Linked DNA regions of Homo sapiens: all the other regions are linked to region 1. Evidence: chromatin contacts called from ENCODE Hi-C or POLR2A ChIA-PET data. All regions are on one chromosome and are shown on one strand. The core of a region is the stretch at or near the end of the contact, and the rest is flanking DNA. Distances in the headings are between cores, read along the strand shown. Region 1 overlaps ANKRD16 (ankyrin repeat domain 16). Region 2 has its middle 12 kb from the start of LASTR. Region 3 has its middle 50 kb from the start of LINC02649. Region 4 has its middle 13 kb from the start of CALML5. Region 5 has its middle 12 kb from the start of MIR3155B.

What was found. Hi-C counts contacts between places; a loop is a spot of excess contacts on that map. ChIA-PET counts read pairs that join two places held with the same protein, here RNA polymerase II (POLR2A). Pooled maps may share reads with other maps.
Region 2: a loop to region 1 is called in a map with no recorded cell type, with 7 times the contacts of the local background. The contact joins two enhancer-like sites. A Hi-C loop is called at or near these places in 5 of 37 single-sample maps with no recorded cell type and 4 of 50 pooled maps. POLR2A ChIA-PET finds 5 or more read pairs at or near these places in 2 of 52 experiments (OCI-LY7 and activated B cell).
Region 3: a loop to region 1 is called in a pooled map, with 5 times the contacts of the local background. The contact joins two enhancer-like sites. A Hi-C loop is called at or near these places in 2 of 50 pooled maps. POLR2A ChIA-PET finds 5 or more read pairs at or near these places in 2 of 52 experiments (PC-9 and Panc1).
Region 4: POLR2A ChIA-PET joins it to region 1 with 16 read pairs in PC-3. The contact joins two enhancer-like sites. POLR2A ChIA-PET finds 5 or more read pairs at or near these places in 2 of 52 experiments (PC-3 and activated T-cell).
Region 5: a loop to region 1 is called in a pooled map, with 4 times the contacts of the local background. The contact joins two enhancer-like sites. A Hi-C loop is called at or near these places in 2 of 50 pooled maps. POLR2A ChIA-PET finds 5 or more read pairs at or near these places in 4 of 52 experiments (B cell, T-cell, WTC11 and 1 more).

The regions. Positions count from the first base shown.
Region 1 is chr10:5,859,390-5,863,223 of GRCh38, forward strand. It overlaps ANKRD16 (ankyrin repeat domain 16), which reads right to left. Exons shown (of 8, transcript NM_019046.3): 8 at 2,227-3,302. It also overlaps the pseudogene RPL12P28. Among named protein-coding and RNA genes, the nearest start is that of TRV-TAC3-1, 7.5 kb to the left of the region's middle. RefSeq lists enhancers at 3,048-3,097, 3,398-3,467, 3,668-3,797. Within about 2 kb of position 2,087, at least 4 of the 41 ENCODE cell types and tissues checked have a DNase peak (open chromatin) inside an H3K27ac peak, as active enhancers do; they include B cell, where a contact is called at or near this core.
Region 2 is chr10:5,581,718-5,585,583 of GRCh38, forward strand. No RefSeq gene overlaps it. Among named protein-coding and RNA genes, the nearest start is that of LASTR, 12 kb to the right of the region's middle. RefSeq lists enhancers at 1,687-2,215, 2,822-3,866. Within about 2 kb of position 2,039, at least 7 of the 41 ENCODE cell types and tissues checked have a DNase peak (open chromatin) inside an H3K27ac peak, as active enhancers do.
Region 3 is chr10:6,274,011-6,278,183 of GRCh38, forward strand. It overlaps a transcript of PFKFB3 not described here. Among named protein-coding and RNA genes, the nearest start is that of LINC02649, 50 kb to the right of the region's middle. RefSeq lists enhancers at 985-1,094, 1,245-1,684. Within about 2 kb of position 1,406, at least 31 of the 41 ENCODE cell types and tissues checked have a DNase peak (open chromatin) inside an H3K27ac peak, as active enhancers do.
Region 4 is chr10:5,484,465-5,488,461 of GRCh38, forward strand. No RefSeq gene overlaps it. Among named protein-coding and RNA genes, the nearest start is that of CALML5, 13 kb to the right of the region's middle. Within about 2 kb of position 2,352, at least 3 of the 41 ENCODE cell types and tissues checked have a DNase peak (open chromatin) inside an H3K27ac peak, as active enhancers do.
Region 5 is chr10:6,162,328-6,166,458 of GRCh38, forward strand. It overlaps a transcript of PFKFB3 not described here. Among named protein-coding and RNA genes, the nearest start is that of MIR3155B, 12 kb to the left of the region's middle. RefSeq lists a silencer at 1,096-1,575 and enhancers at 1,986-2,095, 3,815-4,131. Within about 2 kb of position 1,349, at least 30 of the 41 ENCODE cell types and tissues checked have a DNase peak (open chromatin) inside an H3K27ac peak, as active enhancers do; they include B cell, where a contact is called at or near this core.

The DNA of each region.
Region 1 (3,834 bases), core at 837-3,336:
AGGACTGCTTAAGGCCAGGAGTTCGAGACCAGCCTGGCCAACACAGTGAGACCCCCCTATAAAAGTGGAATCTCTACATAAATTTTAAAAATTAGCTGGGCGAGCTGGTGCGTGCTTGTGGTCCCAGCTGCTCAGGAGGCTGAGAAGGGAGGATTGCTTGAGCCTAGGAGGTCGAGGTTGCTTGAGCCTAGGAGGTCAAGGCTGCAGTGAGCTATGGTCACACCACTGCACTCCAGTCTGGGCAACAGAACAGGACCCTGTCTTTAAAAAAAAAAAAAAAAAGAAATGCAAAATTAAAATCATGAGATAGTACATCATGTTAGTGGCCATTAAAAGTGTGATACCGTGGCCAGGCGCAGTGGCTCACGCCTGTAATCCCAGCACTTTGGGAGGCCGAGGCTGGTGGATCACCTGAGGTCAGGAGTTTGAGACCAGCCTGGCCAACATGGTGAAACCCCATCTCTACTAAAATACAAAAATTAGCTGGAAGTGGTGGTGTGCGCCTATAATCCTAGCTACTTGGGAGGCTGAGGCAGGAGAATCGCTTGAACCCAGGTGATGGAGGTTGCAGTGAGCTGAGATTGTGCCACTGCACTCCAGCCTGGGCGAGAGTGAGACGCCGTCTCAAAAAAAAAAAAAAAGTGCGATACCACACAGCTTTGGTGATGGGTATGCCTGGGAAGGAATCTTGGCAAAAGCGATGTCTGTGGTGCTCAAGACCCATCCCAGCCTCCTGGGCATGTGAGCCCCACACTGCAGACACAGGGAAGTTACCAGCTACATGCCCCAGGCTCCCCTAGGTCCAGATTTTGAGATGTGAGTTGGATTCTGCTAATTGCTTGAGTTTCGGAAAGCAGAAGCGAAAGCCGTATTTCTGCTTCCACTGGCAAAGGCTGCAAGTGATTTTCTGTGGAGTGTTTTCTGATCATTTGGCCTCTCGACTGTAGCAGATGAAGACAGCAAGCTTCTGGAGTTGGAAGCGAAGGCAGCAGCTTCCTATACTGGCAAAGATTTTCCTGATTGAAAAGGCACTTCTTTTTGAGGCCTAGGTCTGAAGTACAGCCCTTGATATCGTCCCTGAAAGTTCAACGAGATTTGTTCTCGAGCCTTCCTGACAATTCTGCATACCATCAGGACCCCGTAACAAATCTTCTGCATAAGCTGGCTCCAATGAACGCTAGTCTCTGCTAACTGAACTGTAGCTGATACAGTTGGCAACCTAAAAAAATGGACAGATCCTTTGATCCGCTTCTAGGAATTTATCTTCCAGTCATTCCCATAAGGACACAAAGATGTGTCCGGCACTGCTGTTTATAATAACTTAAACAACCCCAGAATGTCCTAAAATGTCCAGAAATAGGGAACAGCTTAGACAAATTGTGGCACATCTGAAAGATGGAATGTCAGAAAGAATGCAACATTATGCAAAGTTAAAAAGAATGAGGTAGATCTTTAAGAACTAATGAGAAAATGAAAATAACAAAACAAAAAGAACTAATGAGAAACAATGCACTCAGTTTAAAGTTGCAAGAGTGTTATATGATCCTATTTGGAATAATCTTTATTTGTACTGTCTGAATTATTTTTCCCCAGAAGCAAATATTTTAGAATATAAACTCATTAAAAATGAAATAAAGCGCATGAGTGTTACATCATATATAACCTTATTCAAATCCATGGGTAATTCCTTGAAGGCATACCATGTGCAGGAGCTGTGTGCAGCCTTCTGGGGTTTGTAAGGTGCGTAAGATACAGTAACTGACCCAGGCGGGGTGCGGTGGCTCACGCCTGTAATCCCAGCACTTTGGGAGGCTGAGACGGTTGGATCACCTGAGGTCAGGAGTTTGAGACCAGCCTGGCCAACATGATGAAACCCTGTCTCTACTAAAAATACAAAAATTAGCCGCGCACGGTGGTGGGAGCCTGTAATCCCAGCTACTTGGGAGGCTGAGGCAGAAAAATCACTTGAACCCAGGGGGCGGAGGTTGCAGTGAGCCGAGATCGTACCACTGCACTCCAGCCTGGGCGGCAGAGTGACTCTGACTCATAAAAAGAAATAGTAACTGACCTCCAGGGATGCATGACTCAGTGGCCTTGACTACCACTTATATAAATAGTTCTAACATAAGGCGAACCATGGGATAATTGCTACAAAGTGCAAAGCAGGAACAGGGGCGGAGAAATTAATTCTTGTGAACCTGGAAGACATCTGACGACTCTGCTGGGTGTGGATGAAGAGATTATGCCAAGAGCTAATTTTTATTAAATGCTTTTTCTATTCCTGGGTTCTTTGAGAATCATTGACATTTATTATTTACTACACATCAGACACGGTGTTAAGTGGCTTAGATGAAATGTCTTTTTTTTTTTTGGTTATCAGATAACCCTTTGTGAAAATATTTTCCTTTGCATTCTTTAACTAGCTGGGCATTCCACAGCTTCACTGTTGGTATCATCTGTGATACTATCAACATGGCAGCTCACAGACTGGGCAGGCCCCAGGAATTCTTTTTTTTTTTTTTTTTTTTTGGAGACGGAGTCTTGCTCTGTTGCCCAGGCTGGAGTGCAGTGGCGCATATTCGGCTCACTGCAAGCTCTGCCTCCAGGGTTCACAGCATTCTCCTGCCTCAGCCTCCTGAGTAGCTGGGACTACAGGCGCCCACCACCATGCCTGGCTAATTTTTTTGTATTTTTAGTAAGAGACGGGGTTTCACCACGTTAGCCAGGATGGTCTCGATCTCCTGACCTCATGATCCTCCCGCCTCGGCCTCCCAAAGTGCTGGGATTACAGGCATGAGCCACCGCAACCGGCCCCCAGGAATTCTTTAATGGTTCCAGAGAGTTCTCTGGCTAAAGACTGCTGCTGCATCTGTTAGGCAATGTTGACAATCTCATCAGAAGTGGTGCTACCACTGTGTTTCATGTTTTTGTGTTTCTTTCTTTCTGTCGGTGGTTCCTGAGGGTTGTGACGATCAGGGCAGAGGCAGAAGGCACCACCTCAATCTGGGCCTGTCTGCTGTGGCTGGTCAGTTTCACTATCATCCTCAGACTCTTCCAGTCAATGGTTGGTGATGTCATCAGCAACCATTTTTGGAGACAGACCCAGGGAGCTGACCTTGGGGGCCAGTGCAGATGTGGCACTGACTTCACCACTGGTACACCTCAGATATACAACTTTGATCTCGCTGGGGTCAAACGTAGGTGGCTGCGGTTGGTTGAACTCAGGTTCAGGATGACTGAAGCAAGTTGCACTTGGCTTTCTCTGAGCCGAAAAACGAAAGGTGCTCAGGCTCCCAGCAACTCTGTGAAGAAAGAGTTATTATCATCTCAGTTTACAGATGAAACAGAAGCTCAGAGAGGGCAAGCAGCTAGCACAAGGTCCCACAGCTGGACTCAGGGCTGCTGGCTACAGGGCCTGGCTCTACATGCTGCACAGTCAGAGAGGGAGAGTCCCATGCGCAGTTGGAAGGGAGAAGGGAAGGGGAGGCTGGCGCTAGATAGTAACAAGCTGTGTGTTTTGGGCATTTCCCCTGTACCAGACACTGTGCTAAATGACCCTTCTGCTCTGTTTGCCTGGAAAAGTCCCCATCTTAGTGAATTCTGACTTTCCACCTACTGTCCCGGAGCAGCTGACTGTGGTGGAGAAAACTGCAGGACAGGGACCCTCAGCTGCTGCTATACAGCCAGTGATCCTGCCACGTCCCTGACTCCATGGGCTTTCAACACGAGGCCTCCCCAACGCAGTGTCCACACCAGCATTACTGTGGAACTTGGGAGACATGCAGATCCCACAGGAGAGGGAAGGGGGAGCTGCTCTCAATTCAGATCAAGTTT
Region 2 (3,866 bases), core at 789-3,288, 280 kb before region 1:
TATGAAAATACAATTGATTTTTGTATCTTGACCTTTCTTCAGAAGTGTTTTAATGGGATCTGAAAGAAGAAGTGAGAGAGGTTTAATGAATCAGCCTGTACCTGAACAGGAAGAGAGAAAATGAACAGAAAGGGAACTGACATGCATCGAGTTCTCTATCTGCAAAGCACTCTGCTGGAAATTTTTCATACTTAATTTTCACAGCAACCCTGTGAAGTTGGTTGTTATCCATGTTTTACAGATAAGGAAAGGAAGTGCTCCAGGACCCCACAGGTAGCAAGTGGCAGCCAGGATTCAACCAGAGCTTTTGAGCCCTAAACCCTGCATTCCTCTCGGTATACAGCGCTGCCACGATGCCGCAGAGCAATAGCATGTCAAGTGCTCGCAGGATGGATGCATAAAGAGGTGGCAGCTTACATCAAAGCCAGGTGACCTCCCGTCCAGCTCCTGCAGCCAGGAGGTGTGAGATCCCTGGTGGGCACATAGAGCTAAAGTTCTCCCACCTGTTCTTTCTAGGGCTTAAGCTGCCATGAGCCAATAGGCATGGATGGATGTGATATCCACAGCATGGTGAGCCATGGGCAACAGGGGCATGACCTAGTCCTGACCACACTGGGCCAGCACCAGGCCGGCCATGCCTCCCCAGAGCCTCCCTGGTCTGGGAAGTTTGTGGGCAGGATAGCAGAGCTGTGAGGATCAGTTCCACCTTGCAGATGAAAGAGTACCCTGAGGCCCAGACAGAACCCAAGTGCTGAGCCCGAGAAGCGAAAATCAGCACTTGGGCTTTGTTCCCCAAACCTCTCCTAACATGAGCATCACCGGGGGCAATTTTTCTAAAGCAGATTCCCAGATAACTTCCCCAGAGTTTCTGATTCAGTAGGTCTGAGATGCGGCTCAGGAATCTGTGCTCTAAGCTGCCGAGTGATTCTTCCAATCAGGATATTCTGAGAAACATGAAGTTACTGCTTCCTTAAGGGATTAGGGAAAAACCTGCAGATTGGATGGGAATGAAACAGACCTCCTACCAGAAGTGAGGTAAAGGTCGAAGCCTGTGCTCAGGCAAGCGAGCTGCGTGAGTACCTAAAATGTGTAGGGGATTCCCTCTTCGATGAGTAAAACGGCCAGAGCTCGGCTCTTAGGAAGGTTAACTCCTGAAATGTTGGGTGGGGTCAGGGAGGGACGCCATGGAGAAAAGGGCTTGGCTATGACTCTCAAAGCCTTCAAAGGAAAATGCCCCCCTCTGGCTCCCCAGGATATGGCAGCACAAGACGTCCAGTGGGTAACTGGAAAGAAACCGTCCCAGGGCTCGTCACAAATCACTGCCCAACCAATGAATCACAGGTTATCTAGACAGGCTGAATTCACCACCTTTGCCCATTGGCCGCTTAGGTGCTGAGGCCGCAGGATCTGCCAGCACAGGACCATCAGTTCCCTCCCGTGCCTTATTTACATTTCATTTTATTATTTTTTTAAATTTTATTTTAGAGACATGGGGACTTGTGTCGCGCAGGCTGGAGTGCGGTGGCACAATCACAGCTCACTGCAGCCTCCACCTCCTGAGCTCAAGAGAGCCTCCCACCTCAGCCTCCTGAGTAGCTAGATTACAGGCACGTGTCACCACCCCTGGCTAATTTTCTTTTAATCTTTTGAGGCTGATGTTCTGGTACGTGGGAAAGGAGAGGGAAAGGGGCTGCAGAAGAGAATGAGAGAAAGGGAGGAAGGAATTGAAGACATTCAAGTGTGAGTGGGGAAATGCATAAAAGAGAAAAGGCTACGCAGGGCCAAGTGGACCCCTGAAAACACAGACACAGAGCAGGCACATGCTGGTGGTGCATGGCAGGGCGCTGTGCTGGGGGCTGTCCCGGCCTGGAGAGGGGCAGAGGGATTGCAGTTGACATGTCAACAATCGCTCCTGAATGGCAAGCCCGAGCCCTCCCCTCCACTCCTTCACTCCTGAAGTCCGGTCAAGAGGCTCCAGGCTCTTTTTTGTTACCTTTTTCCGCACCACTGGTTGCCCTGGCAACAGCCGCAGCTGGCCCGTCTCCCAAATCACAAGCTGTAATGAGAATCTCAGGCAGGTTTGTTCTGCTCTGCTGGCTCGCAGACAATAGGTGGAACGCTGGCCCACAGCTGTGGTTTCAGAACCTGTCCCCGAGGATGCCCCGCAAGTAAGGGGAGGGAACAGGGTCTGGGAGGAAAGGTGAGAAAGGGCTCAGCTAAGAGAGAAGGCAGCGGAGGAAACAGGAATGTCCTGGAACTTCCCTACCACCACCTCTGGGACAAACCGGCTGGATGGGAGTGCACAGTGGATGGATCCATAGCTGAATACACAGCAGCACCTAAAGGAAGTGTCTGCCCAGCCCCCAGCCTGCGCCTGCGCCTCCACTGTTCTCACCCAGCGGCTTCAGTGAAAACACGCTGTCCAGATCCACAAATGACCCAAAGCTTCCAGGGAGAGCAAATGTGCTGCAGGCGACAGAGCTGGTATTCATAAAAGAGACCATATTCGATTGGAACAGTGGGCGGAAACTAATAATTTTGAGAAAGATATAGGAAAAGTTGGCTGAACAGAAATTGTCTCGAGAGGCCGGGCGCGGTAGCTCAGGCCTGTAATCCTAGCACTTTGGAAGGCTGAGGCAGGTGGATCACTTGAGGTTAGGAGTTTGAAACCAGCCTGACCGACATGGTAGAACCCCGTCTGTACTAAAAATACAAAAACAAATGGCCAGGCATGGTGGCGGGCACCTGTAATCCCAGCTACTTGGGAGGCTGAGGCAGGAGAATTGTTTGAACCCAGGAGGTGGAGGTTGCAGTGAGCCAAGATCACGCCACTTCACTCCAGCCAGAGCGAGACTCCGTCTCAAAAAAAAAAAAAGAAAAGAAAAAAGAAATTGTCTCGAGAGTCCAAATCACTCGCAAGCTCAGTGCACATCAACAGGGACGCAGCAGCTTAGAACACAGACGCAAGCGGGAGGCACGTGTGCCAGTGTGTCACTGCAGCCCATTCTTTGCCTGGTGGCTGAGCACCCCTCAGGTAAAGTGTATGGGGTCTTAGAAGTCAAGTTGGTGGATGCAGTTTGAATTCAGCTTCCAGTATTTAAAATGTTTGTAATTGTATAAATCAGAGGCTGTGTAATGTTGGGGTCAAAAGCAGGAATGCTGGAGCCAAACTAACTGGGTGTGAATCCCAGTGTTTATAAGCTGTGTATCCTTGAGGAAGTTACTTCACCTCTCTGAGTGTCAGTTGCCTCATCTATACAATGGAGGCAATAGCACTGCCTCCCTCCTAGGGTTTCAGTGAGAATTGAGTCAGTGACTCTAGGTAAAACACTCAGAAGAATGCCGGCACACCGAAAGTGCAAATTCTGGTTGCTAATGGTATTAGTGACTCAGCTGTTGCTTTCAAAAGGTTGATGAGTTGTTTTTGCCTGGAGGGCCCTGGACTCGGAATGCCTGGCCACCCTCAATACTCTCGAACCTAAACTCCTAGTCACCCTTGTATGGTCAGGCTGTGTCTGGCCACTCCCGACAGGAGGTGAGTAAGAGGGACCAATGACCCTCTCCCCAGAGCAGCCCGAGGCCACATGCACCAGCCCATGGTGCTCCTATGGCCCTTGGAGAGCCCCACTAAGGAAGGGCTGTCCCTCTGCTGGCTGGTCCGTGGGGACCCAGTATTCTGAGGACTCACAGCTGCTGAGGAAACACACTTCCACTACCAGCTTCACACCCAGCACGTGCGGGAGCCGTGGAAAGCCACCACCCTTGTCTCCCTTCCTTAGCTAGGAACCCTCTCTTCTTCTTCACTGGGTCTTGGGAAGACTGGAGAGGGCTTTACCCCCTGAGAATGGAACATTGTATAATCATCT
Region 3 (4,173 bases), core at 156-2,655, 410 kb after region 1:
GCCTGGGCAGCATGGGGAGACCTGTCTCTACAAAAAATAAAATAGCTGAGCCTGGTGGCACTTACCTGTGGTCCCAGTTAGTTGGAAGGCTGAAGGGGAAGACCGCTTGAGCCCAGGAGGTCAAGGCTGCAGTGGGCTATGATTGCAGCACTGTACTCCAGCCTAGGTGACAGAGCGAGATCCTATCTCTAAAAAAAAAAAAAATTAAAAAACTGTTGTGTAAGTCCCTCCATCTGAAGTACTTTGTTGCGACATCCTCAGCACACTAATACAGTGTACTGAAGCTTTTTTGTGTGTGCTGTAGCCCCTCTGGTCCTCCAGGGTTGATCCTGAGCCCCTTCTTAGAATAATGTTTACATTTAAAAAATAACACACTTTGGATTACGAAGGAGAGAACTCTTGAAATACTGATATCAAAATGCCAAATATAAACATTTACGATGTAGAAATATATGTACCACTTTAATAATGCATTCAATAGTGGCAAGTCTGAAAACAACCGTAATTTCACAGTAGAGATGAAGGGTAAATACTCTTTCAAGACATCTGCAACAGGCTGGGTGTGGTGGCTCATGCCTGTAACCCCAGCACTTTGGGAGGCTGATGTAGGAGAATTGCTTAAGCCCGGAAGTTTGAGACTAGCCAGGGCAACATAGTGAGACCCCATCTAAAAAGAATTAGCTGGGTGTGGTGGCACACGCCTATAGTCCGAGCAACTTGGAGGCTGAGGTGGGAGGATCCCTCGAGCCCGGGTGGTCGAGGTTGCAGTGAGCTGTGATGGTACCACTGCACTCCAGGTTGGGTGACAGAGCCAGACTCTGTCTCAAAAAAAAAACAAAAAACAAAACTGCAATAACCATCATGTGCCATGAACATATTATGATTTTTACTGGTGACCGACACAGAGGCTGCTCATGTGGTATGCTGCCTATCTTCATAATGAAAATGCTAAATATTAGTTCCTGGCTAGTGGAGGAAAAGATTTTTTTTCCCACCCAAGTTTACATATTCTTGAATTTGATCTGTTCCTGGACTGGGTGGTGTCCACTAGGGGACTTTTGGGGTCTGTGGTTAGGCGACTCTGGGTGGATTGTCCCATGAGGCTGATGCCTCTTGCTCTTTGCTTAAGACTCAGTGACCCTTCGGCACTTGGGGGCCTTGTGCCAGGGGCAGGTGGTCACGGCCCCGCCCCTCTGTTGTCATGGCGACAAACCGATGTGGCCTCTGGAAGCTGCTCCCTTCTCTGTCCTCTTCCAGAGCCTTGCCGTGGCTCCGGTAGATTTCTCTGCATAGCTTGTCTGTGACTCGGCGAAGGAGGTGTGTGGAGAAGGTGCCAGTTCCCTCAGCGGAGCCACCCTCGGGGCCTGCGCCTGACTCAGACAGGAAGTAGCTGACACTCCATGCCAGGAAGTAGCTGACACTGCATGCCGGGAACGCTGTCCCCAGCCTTGTGATGGAGTCAGGCCTCTGCCGGTGACTCACCGCCATCACCCAGGCGCTGCTCTTGCTGGGAATTTTCTCATGAGCTCATCTGGGCAGTGCAAAGAACCACACAATTGTTCCCCACACGCGTTCTTATTGTGCAAAAGGGAAACCTTGGTTTGGATCTTGTGGGTTTTTTTCTTTTTTTGAGATGGAGTCACGTTCTGTCACCCAGGCTGGAGTGTAGTGGTGCGATCTTGGCTCACTGCAACCTCCGCTTCCCGGGATTCTCCTGCCTCAGCCTCCTGAGTAGCTGGGATTACAGGCATGGGCCACCACGCCCGGCTAATTTTTGTATTTTTCATAGAGAGGATTACATCATCAAGAATGAAACATTTTTTTTTTAATGGCTTAAGGGGTATATGGCTCTTCAAATACACGCAGGGGTTATGCTTTCTCCATGTGGAGGGTGGTGCTCCCTCTGCAGCCCACCCATTCGGAGACAGGCTTTCTTCATGCTGGAGTATCTCATTCCTCGAAATATGCTTGCTATTTCATGCTTGAAATCAAGATGTCTCCCAATTCATGGCACCTTGTATTTGACAAATAGACTGCGTAAAGACAGAGTCTGTCTTTAGGGAATGAGAGGATTTTTGGTAAAAACAGAACCAAAACTTCTACTGACCCAAGAGAAGGCTTTGTTTGCTTGGAGTGGATTATCAGCCAAATGCTATCTTTATTTTGTGGGATTTTGGCCTTTGAATCAGGTTCATGGGTGGCATGCTATAGAAATAGGATAACAAATGGGATAATTCTTCAAACAGAAACATGGCCTAGAATGGGAGGGGTTGTTGTTTATTTATATGTATGTGTCATAAAAATATTTTAGATCATAACTTAGCAAATGTATGAAAGTGGAAAATGTGTTTATGGATCTATTTCATAAAAGGGCCATGCTTCAGAAAAAAAAAAAATCCCAAGAAACAAACCAAAAAATGCCAAAAAGAGAAATCTCTGTATGGGAGACTATCATTTAGCTGCAGACAGGATAGTTACAGATTAATTGCTGGCCTTATCTAACTACTAGCTACAATAACTCCAATTTGGGGTCGGCCAAGTACCAATGAACTTCGCTTTCTCTGGGCAACAGCTGAGATGTTGCAGCTGCAAGTGGGGTTAAATAGCCTCCAATAAAGGAAAAAACTTGAGGAGTAATTCAATTAAAAAAAAATTGACATAATTATAGATTCAAGGATGATGCAAACAAAAAGTGTGCAGGAAGGTCCTTGTCCCCTTCCCTCAGTTTCTCCCAATGTGACATCTTACATAGCTACAGTACAATATCACAACCATGATATTGAGATTGGGTCACAGAACCTACCTAGATTTCCCATTTTATATGTATTTGTGTGTGTGTGTGTGTGTGTGTGTGTGTAGTTGTAGGCAGGTTTATCACATGTGTGGATTCTTATAACCATCACCCAAATCAAGATATATCTTGATTTTGCTCCATCACCAGGAGGCTCCCTCATGCTACCCCTCTAGAGCCTCAAGTCACCTTCCCTCCTTTCTCCTCCCCACCTGCTGGCAACCACTAACCTGTTCCCCATTGCTGTAATTTTGTCATTTCAGAATGTTGCATAAATGGAATCATATTGTATGTGATACAGTTTGGATCTGTGTCCCCGCCCAGATCTCATGTTGAAATGTAATCCCCAGTGCTGCAGGTGGGGCCTGGTAGAAGGTGATTGGATCATGGGGATGGTTTCTTTTTCTTTCTTTCTTTCTTTTTTCTTTTTCTTTTCTTTTCTTTTTTTTTGAGACAGAGTATCGCTCTTTCACCCAGGCTGGAGTGCAGTGGCGCGATCTGGACTCACTGCAACCTCCGCCTCCTGGGTTCCAGCGATTCTCCTGAGTAGCTGGGATTACAGGTGCACACCAACACGCCCAGCTAATTTTTGTATTTTTAGTAGAGACAGGGTTTCACCATGTTGGCCAGGCTGGTCTTGAACTCCTGTCCTCAAGTGATCCACCTGCCTTGGCCTCCCGAAGTGCTGGGATTACAGGTGTGAGCCACCACACCCGGCCGTGGGGGTGGTTTCTAATGGTTTACATCATTTCCCTTGTGCTGTGCTCACAACAGAGTTCTTGCAAGATCTGTCTGTTTAAAAGTGTGTGGCATATCCCTGCCCCCGCACCTCCCTCCTGCTCTGGCCATGTAAGATGTGCCTGCTTCCCCTTTGCCTTCTGCCATGATTGTAAGTTTCCTGAGGCCTCCCTAGAAGCTGAGCAGATGCCAGCACCACGCTTTCTGTACAGCCTAAGGAACTATGAGCCAATGAAACCTCTTTTCTTCATAAATTACCCAGTCTCAGGTATTTCTTTATAGCAGTGTGAGAATGGACTAATACAGCATGTAACCTGCTAGTGGACTTCTTCATTCAGAAGGATTCCTTTGAGATCCATCCAAGTCATTTCTGTATTAATAGTTTTTTTTTTTTTTGACATGGAGTCTTGCTCTGTCATCAAGCTGGAGTGCAGTGGCACCATCTCTGGCTCACTGTGACCTCTGCCTCCTGAGTTCACACCATTCTCCTGCCTCAGCCTCCTGAGTAGCTGGGACTACAGGCATGTACCACCACACCCACCTAATTTTTGTATTTTTAGTAGAGACGGGGTTTCGCCATGTTTGCCAGGATGGTCTCGATCTCTTGACCTTGTGATCCGCCTGCCTCGGCCTCCCAAAGTGCT
Region 4 (3,997 bases), core at 1,102-3,601, 370 kb before region 1:
TCAGGAGCTGGCTCTGGCTCATCGTGGATATAAATGATGCACCTATGTTATTCATCATCTGTTTTTCTTCTTTTGTAAAAACAGGTATGTGCTTGTTGAAGCAAAATTAGAAAACATATAAAAACAAAAAAATGTTCATAATTCCACATCCTGCAAATATCTCTTTTTTATCTTTTGGTGAATAGTGTTTTACTGTCTTATGCACACCTCCACGTTCATATACTGTAGCAAAAATACAATAGTAGGATACACATTGTTCTAGAAGCAAACAAAAATGTATGAAGACATTTATATGTTTATGAAGACCTTTAAATATTTATATAGAAACAAAATGTCATTGCAACCTAACATCATCCATTAAAAATAAAAGGAAAGGAAAACGGCAGGGAAAAGTGCAGTAATAACAAATGGTGACATGCTTGGTCTTAAGCATCATAGCAAACTCATTATTTCCAATGAAACAAGGATTTTTAGACCCATCTTTGGAAATGATTCCCAAATTAGAGAACCATCAGGTCTCAAAAAAGGAAGGGTCATCAAAGTCCATCCAGCCCAGCCACCCTGAGGTGCCTGTATCTCCTCAACAAGCTCCCTCCCAAATGTTTCCCTAAGGTCTGAGGAGCACCTGCAGCCTCCATCCCCCAAGGTGACATCCCTCCCTGGGCAGCTCTGCAATCTAGGCTCACTGTCTCTGTGCTGAGCTGCAGTCCAGCACAGCAGCTCCCGCCTTCATCCCCGACTTAGCCCAGGGCCATGGTTCCTAGCAGGTCCCCCCATCTTTTCAGCACCCAGCGTGTGGTCTTCTCGGCGGCAGCTGAGCACACTCCTTCTGTCCACCATTCCCGACACATGGGTCTTCCTGGTCCTTCCTCTCGGAACCGGTTCCAGGTTAGAAGTGAGGTGCCTAGAAATGAAACAGCTGGTCCTCTCTGTGTTTTCCATCCATCCTGCAAAATCGACTCCTTGCTGCTGGGATGACAAGATGAAGTCCAAGCTCACGTCCTGGTGGGGTGGGAAGCGTGGGTGGATGGAAAAAAAGGCAAAAATGCCTAACTGTGATGGATGCTCTGCAGAGCTAAGAGGGGTCTCGTAGTAAAGGGGGACAGGCTGATAGCTTTTATTAGAGATCGAGTCAGCGTCTCTGAGGGATGACGTTTATGCTGCGAACTCGGTGACAAGACGGAGCCAGGCAGAAAGTCCAGCTCAAGCTGCATCCCCGAGGCAGCAGCAGACCACCTGCCCACTCCTTCTGCCTGCCCACTGCTTCCTCATGCCCCACCTTCTGCAGCTTTTAGTCCCAGGCCGCCTGGCAGACTTCTCTGCAGATCTCAGGCTTCTCCCAAACAGGCCAACCCCAGAAGGGTGTCTGCCCCTGGACAACCATGCCAGGAAGGAGGCACATTGGGCTATTGAGATAACTCTAAAGGCAGAACTTTCAGAATTGAACATCAGTGACACTGAGAAACGAGGATCAGGAGGCCCTGTGAGCAGTCCAGCCCCTCCCCACAGGCATCCTCTCCAAGGCACCAGTCCACTTGCTTCCCAGCAGAAACATCCCAGGTCCAAAGGCAGGCAGAGAGCCGGCCTGGGAAGGGGCTACTCTGCACCCCAAAGTCTCCAGGAAGCCCCAAACTCACCCTGAGCCTGCAACACCCAATTATCCAAATGGTCTTCAAAGCCTCAGATGCTTTACAACCCAGTCCAGCAGCCTCTGACCCTCAATAGTATCAGCCCCAAATCCTGTGTGCTCAGAGCCTCCCAAGGCTTCCAGTCCAGCACCCTCCCCGACCTCGGCCACAGCTGTCACTTGTGCCCATGGAGCGCTAGGGCCCGGCACTGTGCCTGCAGATCACTGGGCTCCGTGTGTTTTGCTGCGGGAAGAAAGGGAAGGAGGGAGAGGAGGGAGGGAGAGGGTAGCTGGGGCAGGGAGACTGAAGGAAGAAGGGCATTAGCAGCTGTCACTCCTGGAGCGCTGGCCTCTCTGGAACGGGGTGCTCTCTGTCTGCATACTGGGGGCAGCGTCTTTCCTCTTCCTCTTCTCCTCTTCACAATGTCTGACAGTCCACACATCCAAGAGGGAAGGAGAGGGTTTCCAAGATACCTCAGACTCTGTGTGGATTCAGATTCTGCCTTGAAGCTGGTGGAGCTGGAGATTAGGAAGGGCCTGGGCCTGCAGGCGGAGGAGAGGCAGCTGTCCCTGCTGACTCCCCTCTCCCTGACCCTCCCCTCCTGGTCAGCACCTTCCTGGCTTGAGAGGAGTCCAGGACTTTCCTTTTCTCCAAATTCTGGAGACAGGCAGGCCCCAGGGTTAGAAGCAGCACCTTCTACCCTGTTCCGATCACAGCCTGAGTCTTGGACAAGGGCTCCTCCGGCTCTCAGTGGCTCCAGGATTCTGAGAACTCTGACATGCTTCCACCATCTGACAGGCAAGAGGCCAGATGGGCCTGGTTGGCCCACCCTCCCGATGGTACCAGCAGTAACTCTGACCCGGCAGGGTGTGGACACGGCTCAGCCTGGTGGGGCTGGAGTCTCTCCCGTCCCCTGCTCACTCCCCTCCCACCTCGTCCAGAACTGCTCAAGGCCCCGGGGTTACTAAGTCAGGCCCTGTCCCTCCAACGCCTTCCTCTCTGCTTCCCCTCCCCACGTCCCTTCCTTTCTCTGCTGACTGCCTCCACCTTCCCTCCTGTCCTAATCAGCTCAGGCTTAGGTGGCCGAATCTGCCTCCTACAGGGCCCATCTCCCTTGCCCTCCTTCATACCACACATCACTGCCAGCATAAGCTTCCTAAAGCACAATTTGGCCGCACGTCCCCACAGGTTAAAAACCTTCCGTGAGTCTCCATCTGATCTTCTGGGGAAGAAATAGCACTAATCTTGGTGACATTATGCAAAACACTTCTGCGGCCCCACAGACGCTGTTCTTAGCACTTTCTCCACATCCCCCACCCCCCACCCTCCTCACAACCACGTTGAGGCGGGTCTCACTGTTACCCCCAGCTACAGTTGAGGAGACTGAGGCAGAGAGAGCCACTGACTTGCCCAAGGCCATATCACCAGGCTTCACTGGGACTTGAAAAGGATCCAGACTCCTTCAGCAAACCATCAGGCTGTCTGCGACGGCATTCGGACCTCTCCCTTACCTCCCAGGCAGCGCGGGCTCCCCAAAAGACACTGACGCTCCCACTTCCAAACCGTCACTCATGCAGTTTCCTCACCAAGAACGCCCCACCCCTGTTGAAATCTGCCCCCGCCTCAGTGCCACTTCCTGGAAGTCTGTCCCCTTCTCTGAGCACCTCCTCGAATGGGAATCCACTGACGAGGGACCTGACCCACTGTCTTTGCATGGCCATTTATGTTACATCTCCTGGGCCCAGAGGCCGGCGCAGCGTCTCCCTCCAAGTCCCTGCAGACTCACAGTAAGGAGAAGCACCCAAGGAAACACTTGTAGAATAGTGAGTGAGTGAATGAAAGTCACCAACACCTCCTCCATGAAGCCACGACCACAAGGCTCCCGGTGCAGGAAAATACTGTTCATCAAAAGCACTGAGATTTGTTTTTGTTTGTTTTGTTTTTGTTTTTGTTTGAGACGGAGTCTTGCTCTGCCGCCCAGGCTGGAGTACAGTGGTGCGATCTCGGCTCACTGCAAGCTCCGCCTCCCAGGTTTAAGCAATTCAACTGCCTCAGCCTCCTGAGTCGTTTGGATTATAGGTGCCTGCCACCACGCCTTAATTTTTGTATTTTTAGTGAAGATGGGGTTTCACCATGTTGGCCAGGTTAGTCTCGAACTCCTGGCCTCAAGTGATCCACCTACCTCGGGTTTCCAAAGTGCTGGGATTCCAGTTGTGAGTCACCGTGCCCGGTCCAAAACACTGAGATTTGACTTCTTCCTAGGCCAAAGGTCATCTGGGCAGCAAGGCAGGAGCTCCCGGATCAGGAAAGTGCAGGCACACCATGTCTCTGAGTGGTGGGGTGGGGACAGAGGCTGGCAGGCCACCAAC
Region 5 (4,131 bases), core at 99-2,598, 300 kb after region 1:
ATGCTGCTGCGAACATGGGTCTACAAACATCTCTTTGAAACCTTGCTTTCAATTCTTTGGGGTGTGTATATACAAGGAATAATCTTTTATTTCATAGCTTTAGCATCTATTGATGATTCTTGAGTGAAACACTTATCAGAGTGTCCGTAAAATGGCTATTTACCATTTTTGTCATTCTTTCCACATTTATTAGTTGGCATTCTTTTGTAAAGAAGCTCTTTCCTGCCCATCCTCCCTTTTACTAGCTTTAATTTCATCATCATTATTAATAGTAGTAATAGTACCAATGTGGACTCCGGGATTTTTAAAATTATGACTGCATGTGTTAGAATCCATTCCTGACATACTCAATTGATGCTCAAGCCACTCCCAGTTTGGGTGAGAACCCTTTCAGGCTGGCTGCTGTGTCCTTGACACGCCCCCTTCAGCTTTTGAGCTCTGTCTTAACTCCTGTTCCAGGCTCCTTGTGTCCTTCCCAGTCTCGGCCTTGGGAGCAGCCACTCCTCCAAGGATCCCTGGGTACTTTCAGTGGAGGATGGTCCTTAGAAGGCTGGATCTGGGCTTTTGTGTGCCTCTTCTTGCTACCGGAGTGTCCGTGTTTCCAGGGCGTTTTTCATGGATGGAGCTGGGAAACATTTTAAAATTGTAAATTCAAACGGATCAGTTATTCCAGTCCAGCAGCACAGAGTTCTTCCTCTCCTTCCCCCGTCCCATAATTGTATCTTTCATTTGCTTTCTGTGTTTTCCCCAGGAATGTTGTCTTCATCTTGAATCTCCTTTGCTACTGGCTGTACTCATTAGCAACATAAAATTCCTCGTGATAACCTCTGACCCCTATCCCATGTGTGATGACACCGAGTTGAGGGAGATCAGACATTCAATGCAGAGGTGGGGGCCAAGACCAAGCCTCCTGGGGCTTAAGAAAATATCTCCAGAGACGGGAAGTCTGGAAGGGAACTCCATCACGAATATTTTATGTTCCCTCCCTCTATTGTTCTCAATCACTGCACAAGTGTATATTACTTTTTTTAATAACAAAAAGGAACTTTTAAGGTAACCCCCCACAACCCTATATAGACTGGATGTCAACTCTTTAGTCCTAGATACACCTGGAGCCTGGCGTCGTGGGGACAGAGGCAGGTCCCTGTGCTGAGGGCGGTAAGACAGGGCGGGTAGGTGGGGACCCAGCTGGGAGGTAGGGGGGCCAGACGGGACATCAGCTCCCGGGAGCCCCGCTCTGGGCACGGTGCGCGCCTCCACCCTCCATTGCACCCCGCGCCTGCTTCCTCCCAGGTGCACCTCGGGCGCCTAAGCCAGCTGGGTCCCGGGCCCCGGGAGCAGCTGCGGGCCCGACGGGGGCGTGGCGGGACCGGCGGGGGCGGGGCCTGGGGGTGGTCCGCGCGGATTGGCTGCTGCCTGCGGCGCACGAGCCGGTCAGCGCGCACCCCGCCCTTCCCGGGCCGTGCGGCACGCCGCGTTCACGTGCTGTCGCGCGCCCTCCCGGCGTGCGCCGCGCGGCCCCAGCCTGCTCTGCGGCGACTGTCCGGCTCGTGAGCTCCGCGTGGATCCGGCGCTGGGCCCCCTACGCTCTGGGGACCTGGGGTTGTGTTTCCGGCAAAGGATGTTTTCCGAGAAGGCCTGGGAGCGGCTGTAAATAATACCCGAGAGGAAATAGGCCCGGCAGGTGTTTTTGCGCGTCCCGGCGTTGGGTGTGGCTGCGGCGGGCGTGCAGGCCGCAGATGAGGAAACAGACTAGGAGGGATTTAGGCATCTGGACTCTGCGGGGCGGCCCGGGCGCGCAGCCCGTTTCCCTGTGGGTTGAGGGCGCGGGAGAAGTGGGCGGCCCACCCCACCCCGCGCGTGGATGCGGGGCTGGGGCAGGTCCGCGGTGGAGGCGCCGCCAGTGAGCACCCGGGGACCGCTCCTAGCCCCCAGTGTGGGACACAGACTCCCTGAGGACCTCGTATGCGTTGGGTCTGTGGCTCCATCCGAATCTTCATGAACAGGGCCTGCGGTGAATTTGGGGAGAGTGAGTGAGCGGGTGAAGGGTCAGGAAATAAGTCACAGGAGGCATGGTTGAAGAATTGGGGATGTTTAACCCAGACATGGCAGGACTGGGCACACTTGACCCCTGTCTGGAAGTATTTGAAAGACTTCTGAAGGGGGCCAGCCCCTCCACACCTGTGGGTGTTTCTCGTCAGGTGGGAGGAGATACTGAGAAAAGAAATAAGACACAAAGTATAAAGAACAGTGGGCCCAGGGGACTGGCACTCAGCATACGAAGGACCCGCACTGGTGGCCGTCTCTGAGTTCCCTCAGTATTGATCATTATTTTTACTATCTTGGCGAGGGGAGTGTAGCAGGGCAACAGGTGGGGAGAAGGTCAGCAGGGAAACATGTGAGCAAAGGAATCTGTATCATGAATAAGTTCAAGGAAAGGTACTGTGCCCTGATGTGCACATAGGCTAAGTTTATGTTTCCCTTTACTCAGACATCTCAGTGTAGCAAAGAGTAACAGAGCAGTATTGCTGCCAGCATATCGCCTACAGCCACAGGGCGGTTTTCTCCTATCTCAGAATAGAACGAATGGGATTGGTCTGCTTTACACCGAGACATTCCATTCCCAGGGATGAGCAGGAGACAGAAGGCTTCCTCTTATCTCAACTGCAAAGAGGCCCCCTCTCTTTCACTACTTCTCAGTACAGACCCTTTACGGGTGTCTGGCTGGGGCACGGTCAGGTCTTTCCCTTCCCAGGAGGCCATATCTCAGGCTGTCTCAGTGGGGGGAAACCTTGGACAATACCCAGGCTTTCTTGGGCAGAGGTCCCTGCAGCCTTCTGCAGTGCATGGTGTCCCTGGTTAATCGAGAATGGAGAATGGCGATGACTTTTACCAAGCATACTGCCTGCAAACATATTGTTAACAAGGCACATCCTGCACGGCCCTGAATCCATTAAACCTTGATTCAATACAGCACATGTTTCTGTGAGCATAGGGTTGGGGCTACAGTTACAGGTTAACAGCATCTCAAAGCAGAAACAATTTTTCTTAGTATAGATCAAAATGGAGTTTCTTGCGTCTTCCTTTTCTGCATAGACACAGTAACAATCTGATCTCTCTTTTCCCCACAACTTCCTTATGAGGAAGAGGCTAGACTTTCCTTCTCCCTGGGGGCACAAAACAGATTTTCCCAGGTGGAGAATTTCAGGTCAGTTACACAGAGCCGGCAGGGATGAACATGTCTGGCGTTCTTTGCAGGAGCCAGATGTTTACCTATGTTAGTGGGAGAATAGTGGAGCTCAGATGCAAGTTCTCATCTGCCAGACTCCAAAGCCCTTGCCTTTTCTCGATGCGTCTATTTTTTTGTAAATGTTTTAGTTCAGAGGTACATGTGCAGGTTTGTTATATAAGTAAACTCGTTTGTTGTAGATTATTTCATCACCTAGGTATAAGCCTAGTACCCAGTATTTTATTTTCTTTTTTCTTTGTCTTTGTTTTTTTTTTTGAGACAGAACCTCACTCTGTCGCCCAGACTGAAGTGCAGTGGTGCTATCTCCGCTCACTGCAACCTCTGCCTCCCGGGTTCAAGCGATTCTCTTCCCTCAGCCTCGTGAGTAGCTGGGATTACAGGCGTGGATCACCAGGCTCAACTTTTTTTTTTTTTTTTTTTGAGACGAAGTCTCACTCTGTCATCCAGGCTGGAGTGCAGTGGCACGATCCCGGCTCACTGCAACTTCCGCCTCCTGGGTTCAAGCGATTCTCCTGCTTCAGCCTCCCCAGTAGCTGGGATTACAGGTGCCCCGCCACCACGCCCAGCTAATTTTTGTGATTTTTAGTAGAGATAGGCTTTCTCCATGTTGGCCAGGCTGGCCTCGAACACCTGAGCTCAGGTGATCCGCCCGCCTCGGTCTCCCAGAGTGCTGGGATTAAGGTGTGAGCTACCGTGGTAGAGATGGGGTTTCGTCATTTTGGCCAGGTTGGTCTCAAACTACTGACCTCAAGTGATCCACCCGCCTTAGGCTCCCAAAGTGCTGGGATTACAGACATGAGCCACCGCCCGGCTTAGTATTTTTTTTTTTCTGAGCCTCTTCCTCCTTCCACTCAATGCATCTATTTTAGTGGAATGGGTTC